Linked DNA regions of Homo sapiens: region 1 is linked to region 2. Evidence: chromatin contacts called from ENCODE Hi-C or POLR2A ChIA-PET data. All regions are on one chromosome and are shown on one strand. The core of a region is the stretch at or near the end of the contact, and the rest is flanking DNA. Distances in the headings are between cores, read along the strand shown. Region 1 overlaps LOC105373162 (a long non-coding RNA gene). Region 2 has its middle 68 kb from the start of URB2.

Region 1 (6,697 bases), core at 290-2,789, 150 kb after region 2:
TTGAAGGGGAAGGGGCTGGTAATCGGGTTTGGGGATGGTAGAGGACAGGAACAGGCTCAGCAGCATCTCTCCAGCCCCACAACCCCACAAGAATTAAAGGGCGGTGAGCAGGGTGGCATGCAGTCATGATGGAGGGCAGCTGTTGGAGGGGATCACTGAAGCCCCTAGTGGCTGTGTACATAGTTATTTTACTTTTGACTCTCTCAAGTCTTCCCGTTTAACACAAACAGAGGCAATTATGACAAAGTCAAAAAATAACAGATGCTGGTGAGGAAACAGAAAAGAGAATGCTTGTACACTACTGGTGGGAAGGTAAATCAGTACAACCCCTATGGAAAATAGTATGGAGATGTTTCAAAGAACTAAAAATAGAACTACCATTTAATCCAGGAATCCCACTACTGGGTATCTGCCCAAAGGGAAAGAAATCATTATATCAAAAAGATACCTGCACTCATATGTTTATTGCAGCATTAATCACAATAGCAAAAATATGGAATCAACCTAAGTGTCCATCAATGGATGACTGGATAAAGAAAATGTGATGAGTGTGTGTGTGTGTGTGTGTGTGTGTGTGTGTCTGCGTGTGTCATGGAATAGTACTCAGCCACAAAAAAGAATAACATATCTTTTGCAGCAACATAAATCGAACTGGAGGCCATCATCTTAAGTGAAATAACTCAGAAACAGAGTCAAATACTGCATGTTCTCACTTGTAAGTGGGAGCTAAATGTGTATCCAAATGTGTACATGTGGAAATAGAGTATGGAATAATAGACATTGGAGACTCGGAAGGGTGGGAGGGTGGTGGAGGTGAGGGATGAAAAAGGACCTAATGAGTACAGTGTACACTGTTGGGCGAGGGTTACAGTGAAAGCCCAGACTTCACCACTACACAATATATCTATGTAACAAAGCTGCACTTGTACCCCCAAATCTATTTTCTAAATATTAATTAGAAAACACAATAAATCCTTCCCTCTTTAGCATTCTGACTCTTCCCATATCCCTCTTTCCTTATTACATTTCTTATATAATTCCTGGCTGGGTGTGGTGGTTTATGCTTTGGGAGCCAAGGTGGGCAGCACTTTGGGAGGCCAAGGTGGGCAGATCACTTGAGCTCAGGAGTTTGAGACCAGCCTGGGTAACATGGTGAAACCCAGTCTCTACTAAAAAAAAAATATATATATATATACATACATAAATTAGCCGGGCATGGTGGCACATGCCTGTAACCCCAGCTACTCGGGAGGCTGAGGCAGGAGAATCGCTTGAGCCTGGGAGGCGGAGGTTTCAGTGAGCCGAGATTGTGCCACTGCACTCCAGCCTGGGCCACAGAGTGAGACTGTGTCTCAAAAAAAAAAAAAAAGAAAAGAAAAGAAAAGAAAGAAATTCTTATACAATTCCTTATTAAATTATTTCCTTGTTAACTTTCTTAAAAGGGAGATCCACACTTACTGACTCATTCCTTGCCTCCGGTTCACTCCTCAAACAAGTCCTGTCTGGATTTGGCACCCACGGCTTTATGCACTGATGAAATTAGTTTCGCTGAAGGCAGGGCTAATGTCCTGTTTTCTAGCCCTCATCCTGTTTCAACTCCTTGCAGTAGCTGATATCACTTTCACTTCTTCCCTCACACGTTCTTCTTTCGCAGATTTCCCCACTTCTTGATTAGTGGCTCTGCTGCCAACCTCCAGTTGTCTGAGCTATAATCCTTGGCAATCTCCTCAACTCCTTCTTTGCCAATATTAGACATATCTATAGAATCCATCCTCTTTTTTTTTTCTATTCCTAGTGCTACTTTCTTAGTTTAACTTGGCACATTCTTCATCTGAATTGTCTACCCTCTGGTCAAACCACTATTTTTAGCTGTGTATTATTATTATTGATTTCTAAGGTAGTTGCATTGTGATCAGAAACCATGGTTTGGATAATGCTTTGAAATTTGTTCTTTGTGTTTTATTGTTCTAGTATGTGATTAATTTTTATGAATGTTCCATATATACATGGAAAAGCATTTGTATTCTTGAGTTGTTGGGTGCTATGTTTCATATGTCTCCAACAGATCAAGCTTGTTCAAATGTTCTATAGCCTTATTGGTTTTCTGTCTACTGAGAGAGGTATGTTAAAGAATCTCACTGTGATAGTGTATTTGTCAACCTCTCTTTGTAGTTTTGTCCATTTTTACTCTATGCTCTTTTCTTTCCCTTAGATCCAGGGACAGACTGGATAATCTATGTATTCTGAAGTTATGTTATAAAGGGCATAGAAGTTTGGAATTATTATTATTATTATTATTTTTGAGATGGAGTCTCACTCTGTCACCCAGGCTGGAGTGCAATGGCACGATCTCAGCTCACTGCAGTCTCCGCCTCTCAGGTTCAAGTGATTCTCCTGCCTCAAGCCTCCCGAGTAGCTGGGATTACAGGTACCCGCCATGTTGCCTGGCTAATTTCTGAATTTTAGTAGAGATGGGGTTTCACCATTTCAGCCAGGCTGGTCTTGAACTCCTGACCTCAAGTGATCCGCCCACCTTGGCCTCCCACAGTGCTGGGATTACAGGTGTGAGCCACCATGCCCAGCCCGGAATTATTAAATCTTCTTGTGATCTTTATTTTTTTATCTCTTTATTGCTGATAATGCTTTTCTCCTTAAAGTCTGATATAAATGTCATGATGTCAGCTTTCTTTTGGTTAATATTACCTGGTATATCTTTCAGTGTTACTTCGTTTTCACCCTTTCTGGGGTTAAGAGGTGGTGTAATACAAAGGCTAAATGTATGGGCTCTAGGAGGGGCCTTCCTGGGTTCAAATCACACTCTCATTAGTTATTTAATCTCAGGCAAATTATTTCACTTCCTTATGATTAACTTTTATTATTATTATTATTTTTTGAGACAGGGTCTCACTCTGTTGCCCAGGCTGCAGTGTAGCTGCATGGTCACGGCTCTCTGCAGCCTCAACTTCCCAAGCTCAGGCGATTCTGCCAACTCAGCCTCCCAAGTAGCTGGGACTATAGGCACATGCCACCACGCCTGGCCAATTTTTGTATTTTTTTGGAGAGATGGGGTTTTGCCATGTAGCCTAGGCTGGTCTTGAACTTCTAGGCTCAAGCAATCAGCCTGCCGTGGCCTCCCACAGTGTCCTTATGATTTACTTTTCTTATCAAAACAGTCTCTGTCTCACTGGGCTATTGGGAAGATTAAATAGATAAATACGGCGTAGTCAGAACAGAACAGTGCTTGGCACATGGTGAGGACCACGTAAGTGTTTACTCATTGTGATTAGATACAGCTCTTATAGATAGTGTATTGCTGGACTTAGGAAAACAAGAATGATAATCTTTGCTTATTAGTTTAAGAGTTTGGCCCATTTACACTTGTTTCAATTATTGATATAATTTTATTCATTTATATAAGAAAAATAAAAAAACCATAATTTTAAAATAATTTTATTTATTCATATGATTTTATTTTGTACTCCTGTCCTATCTTGTCTCTCCATTCCCCCTGCCCTCATCCTTTCTTGTCTTTTATTGGACTGATTGAATTATTCTTCTCTCATTTCACTTTTTCCTCCCTCTAAAAGTTTGAAAATTATGCATTTTAGTTCTGTTATTTTGGTGGTTACCCTAGATATTTTAATATCTATATTTAACTTGACAGAGTCCTCTAGAACAGTAAAAGGACCATAAAACACTGTACTGTTAGTCATATCCCTCCAGGATTATGCTGCTTTTGTCTAGAATTTCGTTTCCAGCTTGAGCTTTTTCTTAATCCTACAAATTGAGTATCATTGCTATTGTTTGATACAGTCAGTAATTACTTAATTTTCACATGGCTGCCATTTCTTTGTTCACCATCTTTTTTTTGCACCTCCGACCTTTTGGTGGGAGGGATCATTTTCCCTATTCCTAAATGCTGTCTTATTAAAGAAGTTCCTTTCATGAGAATCAGTTGGTAACAGATTCTAACAGTTTTGGTTTATCAGTATATGTTTTTACTTTGCCTTTGTCCTTGGAAGAGTGGCAGGAGTTTCAGTGCTTCCTGAACATTCACATGCTCTTCCCCTCCCCTGCAACATCTTCCCTTGCAGCTGGGTGGAGCCCTGTGAGTCACTCTGGCTGATGGACTGGGAGCCGGAGCCACAGGTGTCATTTCTGGACTGAGGCACAGTGAGCATCTCCAGCATGACCCTTTAGCTCTTCTCCTTCTCTGGTGATTCTGCAGGCCATGTGTTGAGATGGTGGAGCCTCAAGATGTAGGCAGCCTGGATTGATGAGTCACTCACTGTATGGTACACAATGTCCTGGAGAGTCACTTGATTAATAGGAGATTTTGGACAAACATAAAATAAATCTTTGTGTAAAAAGTCGGTGATATCTTGGCTCAGTTGTTATTAGCCTATGCAGTCTCGTAAAACCAGAACTTTCCCTTAGGATATTGAAAATATTGTTGTATTGTTTTCTGGATACCATTACTGCTGTTGATTTTATGAAATTGTCATTCTTTTTGTTGATAATCTGCTTTTCTTTCCATCGACTTTTAGTGCTTTTAGTGTCTTTGGTGTGGAGGGAAGGCATGGCAGGAGGCAAATCTCCAAATTTTTCTTGGCCAACCCAGCTCTCTCCCCTCTTGCCTGCAATTCTCAGAGAGAAGGTACTGAGAATGCAACACCCTGAGATAAGCAGGAACCATCTGAAACAGGCTGGGATTTATCCATCCAGGACATCTTCCTAGAACAGGATATCCTGCAAAGCTTGGGCTCAGCAAACCATGTTGCCCCTGGGGTATAAAAACCAAAACACAGCCCTTTCAGGGTCTCTCGGCTGGGATGCGAAGTGAGGCACGTGTAGACAAGACTCCATCTGCCCTGGGCAGCTTTCCTGAACCCGAGGGACTGGTTTGCCATGGATCCTCGGCTTCTGTTTATCTTTGCTGCTCACCTGTGAGTTGTAAATCTGCTTTGCCTGACTTGTGTGACAGTTCCATCTCACCAGACTCACTGGGACAGCCGGGCTAGTGCAAAACCTCCTGCTAGACCTGGAAGCCTGCCATATCTAGGAACCTTAGCAGAAAATGCAAGGACTTTTGAGTGTTCCTCTAGGATTAGCAACAGGTACACAGTGTTCCCCTCACAGGGATTGATACTGATGTATGTTATTCTGCTTCACAGGCACTGTTTAGAGTTTTGCAGACTGAGTGTTCATTTCTTATTGTTTATTGTTCTTGAGATTCCTTGGTGTTGCTGAATCTAAGGATTGGTGTCTTTCATCAATTCTAGAAATTTGTTGGTCATTATTTCTACAAAGTGTGGCTTTTCTCTGCTGTTTCTATTATGTTCTTCTGATGTTCTAAAAACATATATTTTGGGTCTTCTTTCTTGGTGATTTATTTCCGTTGATACCTCTTTTTCATGTTCTCTGTTTGTCTCATTTTGTGTGCTATTTCTTAATATTTACTTTCCAGTTCACCAATTTTCTCTTTGAATCTGATACGTTATTTAAGTCATTCATTGAGTTTCTAATATCAATTATATTTTCCCTTTTTAGAAGTTTTGCTTGGTACTTTTAGGATCTACCTAGTGATTTTATAGTCTTTTGTTCTTCACTTAGATATTTTTCTGAAATTCCCTGGTATTTCTTTAAATGTAATAATAGATTTTTTTTTTTCTGTATCTGATGATTGCCATACCTGTTGTTTTTGCAGTACTTATTTTGTGGTTTGTAGCTTCTGCTGACTTTCTCATGGTGACTTACTTCCTCATATATTTAGTGACTTTTGACTGGGAGCTCAAGTCCCTTGTACTTCTTAGAGTTGTGTTTTGCAGAGAGAATTGGGAATTGACACTTTCCTTTGCCAAGATCTGGGGAAGCGCCAACTTGGGATTACTTTATGTAGATATTTGTCTTGGAAGTTTTGAGGCCATTCATAGAGTGGGAATTCAGACTCCAGATCTGAATGAGTGTGGGTGAGTGGCTAGGAATTTTCAGAAGGTATGTGATTGATTGATTGATTGAGGGATTGCTATTTCAGAACCAAGGCAAAAACAGGCAGTTATTCCCTCTGCCTCCCTCTGCAGGATGGGCTGTGCCCTAGTTCACCCATGGGGATGTGTTACCTTACAGGAATGATGACTTTCTCGAAGGGTTTCTGACGTGATCTCCCACCCTGACCAGACACCTGGCTACTTCTAAACCCGTATCACCCCATCATCTTCTGAACCTGATCTCAGCCCCCAGGGATCAGCATGGAGTCTCAGAAAAAAACCTCATTTCTGATGCTCTCAGGATTGTGCTTGTTGCTATCATCTTAGTCAGGCGTTCAAAAGAATGTTTGAGATGTCTCCCCCAGCAGCTTTAGGTGTTTGTACTGAAAGGCACTATCAGAAATGAAAATTTTCAAATACAGCCTATGTGGCAGGCTCTGTTCTAGGCATTGGAAATCCAGTAAACAAAAGAGACCACAATCTCTGCTCTCATGGAGTCTTAATGGGGGAAGACAAGACATTAAAAATATAAACGACTAAATATATAGTAATAGACAATGATTAGTGTTCAAGAGAAAAATAAGGCAGGTGAGTGAGTAGAAGAATGCCAGGGGCCAGGAATGGGGATTGATTTTAAAGAAGTTGATGACCGGAGGCCTTGCTGAGCAAACACCTGAGAAGGTGGGGGCCAGGTGTGTTTATGGCAGCGA
Region 2 (6,646 bases), core at 1,188-3,687:
ATAAAATATATCTTGAAAAGCATCAGTGGTGGTGTGGCTTTATTCATTTTTAGTTTGAGAATATGCACATTTTCTTCCTAATATTTGGCAGTTTGAAATAATCAAAAGGCTCAGGACCCAGTTAAGAGAGTTTATTCAAGTGCACTGTCAGGGTGGCCATCTCAGGACACGTGGACACCAAAGAATGGTGATTGGTGCTCCTGGTGTCCTGGTGTGGGGAAAAGTGAGGGCTGCTTATGAGGTCAAAAATGGAAGTGTTGAATGGAATCACAGCATTTTCCATAGAGAGGCTAACATGCAGATATAAGATTTGATTGGCTACTATCGATTCCACGCTAAGGGGGTGGCTTAACATCCTATTGTAGGGAGATAACAACCACAAGGTCTCCAGCATCATTTTGTGTAGGTTTGAATGAAGAATGGGAAGTCTGGTTGGCATGTAACATCTCAACACAAAAGTCAGGAAGCAATGGTCATGCACCAGAGGAAAAGAACGGTCATGTTATATGACTCAGTTTGCAGGGCTTAACTTTTATTCTTAGCACAGTACATTTGGAAGGTGCTAAAATTTTATCTCTTTTCACATACGGCAGGCGGATACATCAGTGTCCCAGGCGGGGCTGGCTATGCTTTAGAGTACTGGCTGTCCCTGTGTTCTCTACTGTCTATCAAGTGGTACCCAATCTCCTACCACAAAGGGCTCGAGGTTTTCAGCCAGACAACAGTGTGTGTGCCTTGATTTGCAGCTCAGATAAATATCTTCTCATAGTCAGTTCAGCTGAAAAACATTTATTGAGTACTATATGTCAAGTACGGCAGAACACATGGGGGTATAACTGAGGACATAGAGGATCCATGCTAGAGGAATGTACTTCCAGTGAGAGAACAGACGGTAGGCAAACAATTTTAGGACAATGGGGAGCTGCCATGATGGAGGCATGTAGATGGTCCTGTGGGAGCACAGAGCAGGAACTTCCTGGAACTGAGCATTTTTGTTTGTTTGTTTGAGACAAGGTCTTACTCTGTTGCCCAGGCTAGATGCAGTGGTGCCATCACAGCTCACTGTAACCTCCAACTCCTGGGCTCAAGCGATCCTTCTGCCTTAGTGTCCTGAGTAGCTAGGAATACAGGCATGCACCACCACACCTGGATAATTTTTAAAATTTTCTGCCGACAGAGGGTCTCACTATATTGCCCAGGCTGGTCTCAAACTCCTGGCCTCAAGAAATCCTTTTATCTTGACCTCCCAAAGTGCTGGAATGACAGGAGTAAGTCACCGGCCTCAGCCCTGGGAGCTGAGTCTTGATGAGAAGTTAGCTAAATGAAGAAGGAAGGGCCACCAGATGAAAAATTCATAACAAAGCCTGAATGAAAACTCGGGATTTCGGAGTCCTGGTCCAGTGTTTTTCTTACTTATCTGGGTTTTCAGAATCTCGTCTAGAAGAGACTCATATTCTTGTTTAATCTGGCAGGGCTTTTTTTCTTGTAAGGTTTGTTGGGAAATGAGGTATTTTGACCTGCTTGACTGATTCACCTACTAAAAGGATTATATAGTCACTGCTCTAGAAAACCACTTCCTCAGTGAGAATGTGGTCCCGTAGATTGTGCGTCCTGGTTTTTCACACATTATTATCATTCTTTTTTGTTTGTTTGTTTCAGACGGAGTCTCGCTCTGTCACCCAGGCTGGAGTGCAGTGGTGCGATCTTGGCTCACTGCAACCTCTGCCTCCCAGGTTCAAGCAATTCTCATGTCTCAGCCTCCCAAGTAGCTGGGACTACAGGCATGCACCACCATGCCCAGCTAATTTTTAAATTTTTAGTAGAGACAGGGTTTCGCCATGTTGGCCAGGCTGGTCTTGAACTCCTGACCTCAGGTGATCCACCCACCTTGGCCTCCCAAAGTGCTGGGATTACAGGCGTGAGCCGCCACACCCAGCCTATTATTTATTATTCTAACCTGTGTTCCAACACACTTCAATGACCTGCTTGTTGAATGGCTTTCAGAAGGGAGGCTTTGCCTTTCTTCCTGGGATAGAGTCATCTGAGTTTGTCTTGGCTCAGTTCTAAGTGACTGGTCTCTTTACCTGTCATCCCCATTGCCAGCTTAGATCTAGGCAGCATCCCATGAGACTCAATCCTTCCTGGAATCAGATGAGTGGACAGTGGGGTGGGCCCTGCCAGCCCAGCCAAACAGTCAGATCCTCTCCCTGAGGATCTGGAATAGGGATGCTTCCAGTTCCGGGGACTGACTTGATTAGCTATAGGTTCCAAGTACAGTTATGTAGAGTCAAGTTTCATGGTGAGGCTTACTTAGACAAAGCAATAAGCAAACTGAAGTTGTGAAGGAGCAGAAACCCTGAACAGCAAGGGGAAGCCAGCCCATAGGGAGGATATGGGAGCAGGTGTACAGAGAGAAGCCAAGATGAGAGATGATGTGGCTTGAGAAACGGTTGCCATTCATTCTCTGGTTCCCTGGAGACCCAGCTGCACTTCCTACAGCTGGGTTCTGTTACATCGCTCTGTGTCTTGTACAATAAACCTTTTGCTTGAGCTGGCTTGCGTGGGTTTCTGATCCTTCAACAAAAACTTCCTGTGATTCTAGCAGTCCCAAATCGATTTCTCCCCAGATCTTTCAGCTGACATGATTTCTTCCCCTTTTGTTACCTAGTCTATGAGAATGAAGGAGATTCTGTCGGCATCAGTGATTTTCTTTTTCCAGCTATTGCAAAGGTATTTTACATTTGCTAGGGGTTAGAGGCAATGACTCGGTACTTTCTCCAACACAGGGGGAGCAGATTCATCGGTGAAGTCAATGATGGCCACTTACAAGCAGTTCCACATAAGCAGTGTATTGTAACACAGAAGTATTGAATAATTGAAAGCATAACCATACTAATAGGATCTTTGCCTGGCTACATGATAGCCATGAGAAATATCAGACCACGAGCCAGGGAGACAAGGTGCATAGTTCCAACCTTGCCTCTAATTGGCTGCGTGATTAAAGGCATCAGGGGCGTTCAGTGCACCTTGGGGTTTCAGCGGCCTCCTCCCCTTGCTCACAGGCTCAAATGAGACAAGGTATATGAAAGCAGTTTGAAAAGGTACAGAGTGCCTTACCCTGAGATATGTGAAGGACTATATTTAGTTACTGGGAGCTGGAAGGGCCTAATGTCTTTCCCACATGTCCTATCAAAGACACATGTGCAGGACAGCTGGTGAATACAGATCGGTGAAGTGCTGACCCTGGCTGTGCTTTGGAATCACAGTGGTGCTTTACAGACCCAGAGGGGCCGCCTTACCCAGTCTCTCTGAATCTGAAGCTTCTTGAGCAATGCTTGGCAGCCAGGGCTGAGAATCTCTTCTGCTGCCCTGTCTCCAAGTTAGGCGCCGAACTCTGGGAGTCAGCAGGCCTATGTTGGCTTCTGACGCTTGGATGTCCCGCCCAGCCCCTGGAGGTCAGAGCCCAGTGAAGAGACAGCAGGAGCCAGAGCCCCAAGCTGAGCACAGACACTTACTCATCCTCCCCCTCGCTGGCCACACTAATGGGAATAGTTGGGAGAGAAACTCTTCAGTGCTAACAGGCTGCAGCTGCTGTTGTGGCAGCAGCCAGGTGGTGAGTCGGCACAGTCGATGCCTGGCTTAATTTGCAGCAGGAAGCGGGGCTGGGGACAGTCTGCTTCCTCTGCCTCTCTTTGTCCCCAGCAGAGCCCTGCCTCCTGGTGAGCGGTGCAGCTGGGAGAGGTAATTGGATTTGATGAACATCTAGCTCTATGGAGACAGAACACTTTAGGTTTTCCCATGAAGGTCAAAGGCAGGCCAGATAGTTTTAAGATTTGACCTCTGGCATCTGAAAAGACAAATAATGGAATTTTTTTTTTTTTTTAGTGAGTTTGTGGTTGAAATTTTGGCTATTTCAAATGGGTAGGAGGGTACACAAAATGACTGAATTTAACCCCTGAGAATAAATTCTGGACTGATCTAGAATCTTCTGGAGAATGGCCTGGCCCTTCCCACCTCTCTAGCCTCATGTCTTACACCTCACGGATACACTGGCATCTTCCAGGCACGGGCCCACCCCACACTTCCACTTCTGGAAATGTGTTTTTTTCTCTGTATAGGTTGACTTTATCCTAACTACCCATTTTGCTGGGCCAACCCCTGTATATCCTTCCAAACTCAGTTTGAGACACTTTTCCAGGCAGGTGCTCTGCCTCCTCCCTGTGTGAATTTGCATCATAGAAGATCCTGTGTGCAGCTTGCTTGGATCCCTTCTGCCATGCACTGCTGCAGAGGGGGCAAATACTGAGCCGCTCCAAGTCACATTCTCTTTGCATCTAAGATGGGACTAGTAATACCCATCCCTTAATGATGTGGCAAGGATGAAGTTGACTCATTTGTACCCAGTGTTTAAAATGCCATCTGATAGTTAGTAAATGTTTGAATAATTGAAAGCATAACCATACTAATAGGATCTTTGCCTGGCTACATGATAGCCATGAGAAATATCAGACCACGAGCCAGGGAGACAAGGTGCATAGTTCCAATCAACAAGTGATTGCTACTGTTCCTCTTCTGGGATGACAGGTTTCCACATCTGCCTCCGGGGACTAGCTCAGGCCCTGCACTTAGTGTGGGTCCAGTAAGGGTCTGACAAGGACTACTTGAGGGAGAAAGAACCTGATAAGTTTCTTAAAATCATCAATAATTATAATCCGTTTTTTTGAGCTGATTGTCATTTCTGCCCAATTATTAGGCAGTGCTGTAATGTATGCAAACATAACATTTACATAATACTTTCTGTGTAAGTGGCATGTTCTAAGTAGAGTAACTTAATATAGTAACCCTATGAGCAAGTCTTATTAACTTTAATTTCATCATTTGCAGTTTGCAAATGAGGAGCAGCCTGGTTCCGGAACTGGTGGCTCTGATCGCTACACCACAGTGTAGTTGCTAGAAATGCAATGAAAGCTCATCCGAGTGAAAAAGGCCCAGCCAAGCTCAGGCCCCTGGAGGCCAGAATGGAGTGGGCTTTGGTCTTGGATGGGAAGCACGTCTGTCAGAGAAGGCAGCACAGTTCAGGAAAATACCCCTGGCCAACATTCTCAGATGAAGCCCCTCAAAACAAGCAGCTTAGGAAGCTCACAGGGCAGAGGAACAAGTGTGCGGGTGGACAGGGCTGGGCAGGGAGAACAGAGCCTTAGTGCCCTCCCCTGGAGGAGGCACAGAACCTCCCCACATGGTCCTCCCTTAGCCTCAGTCACCAGCTGAGAGAACAGCCTCTTAAAATTGCACCCTCTGCCTGCCTTTGTCTCCCATTTTGTGACCCTGAGAAGTCAGGCATCTCTCTCACAGTGTCAGTGTGGCTTTAGAAACGCTGTTTTGTGTCCTTGTTGTTGTGTGCACTTTTTGTGGACACCTATGCCCTGGAAGGTGCCCCAGTCGCATGTTGTATTAACTGCGTCTTTTTATTTTCTGTATTCTGATGCTTTGCTGTTTTAGGGCCTTGCTGTCTTGGCGGGAGTCCCCCCTCCCAGGGCTAATTACTAGAGAAAGTCAAGGGCTGGCCTGAGAGCGCACCTTTCATATGCAAACCAACCAATCTAGAATGCCTACCAGCGACACTTCCTCTATTGCACTTACACTCCTGACCAGGCCATGATTCCCTGCCCTCATCACCCCAGGGCCAGGTAGCAAACAACTAGGCACAGTCCCTATACCCCAGAGCTTGCTGAAATTACTCAGACAAGCCAATCCTCAACCCGCTTGCCCTGTTTTGCATGCTCTTTCCCTTGGAAACCACAATAGAGAGCCTTGCCCATGGTTTTCCCCTCTCCCTCTGTCTTCAACCAACTCTAGTGCTTGCCTGTGTGCCCCGTGTGGAGGAGTGAGTGCCTCCTCCTCTTGGTAATTGCAACAAGCCACCTTATCAATGGCAGTCTTCTGATCTGTTGGCATCATCAGACCTGAATAATGATAAAATCTACATTTCAAAACATATATGTATTGCCCTAGAATTGCGTTTGGGAAAAACTCAAACTGTTTCTGTCAGGCCTCTGAGCCCAAGCCAAGCCATCGCATCCCCTGTGACTTGCACGTATATATATGCCCAGATGGCCTGAAGTAACTGAAGAATCACAAAAGAAGTGAAAATCCCTGCCCCGCCTTAACTGATGACATTCCACCACAAAAGAAGTGAAAATGGCCGGTCCTTGCCTTAAGTGATGACATTACTTTGTGAAAGTCCTTTTCCTGGCTCATCCTGGCTCAAAAAGCTCCCCCACTGAGCACCTTGCAACCCCCACTCCTGCCCGCCAGAGAACAAACCCCCTTTGACTGTAATTTTCCTTTACCTGCCCAAATCTTATAAAACGGCCCCACCCCTATCTCCCTTGGCTGACTCTCTTTTCGGACTCAGCCCGCCTGCGCCCAGGTGAAATCAACAGCCATGTTGCTCACACAAAGCCTGTTTGGTGGTCTCTTCACATGGACGCGAGTGAAAGTTTCTTCTCTCTTACATCACAACAATTTAATGCGACCCAATGTGGAGGGGATTTCTTCCCACCACCAAGCAAGCCATCGGTTCTGTAGTGGACACCAACTGGGTGTCCTCCAATTCAATTCCCACACTGTCTACCTGGAGAGAGCA

Evidence for each region. A loop is a pair of places that touch in the nucleus more often than their neighbours do. ChIA-PET counts read pairs that join two places held with the same protein, here RNA polymerase II (POLR2A). Pooled maps may share reads with other maps.
Region 1: a pooled map shows a loop between it and region 2 (3-fold over the local background). The contact joins two enhancer-like sites. A Hi-C loop is called at or near these places in 2 of 168 maps with a recorded cell type or tissue (OCI-LY7 and astrocyte of the cerebellum), 2 of 37 single-sample maps with no recorded cell type and 2 of 50 pooled maps. POLR2A ChIA-PET finds 5 or more read pairs at or near these places in 2 of 52 experiments (MCF 10A and activated T-cell).

The regions. Positions count from the first base shown.
Region 1 is chr1:229,839,857-229,846,553 of GRCh38, forward strand. The region is part of intron 3 of LOC105373162 (a long non-coding RNA gene); the gene reads right to left. Among named protein-coding and RNA genes, the nearest start is that of LINC01682, 43 kb to the right of the region's middle. Within about 2 kb of position 1,540, at least 2 of the 41 ENCODE cell types and tissues checked have a DNase peak (open chromatin) inside an H3K27ac peak, as active enhancers do.
Region 2 is chr1:229,690,899-229,697,544 of GRCh38, forward strand. No RefSeq gene overlaps it. Among named protein-coding and RNA genes, the nearest start is that of URB2, 68 kb to the left of the region's middle. RefSeq lists an enhancer at 4,014-4,515. Within about 2 kb of position 2,438, at least 13 of the 41 ENCODE cell types and tissues checked have a DNase peak (open chromatin) inside an H3K27ac peak, as active enhancers do.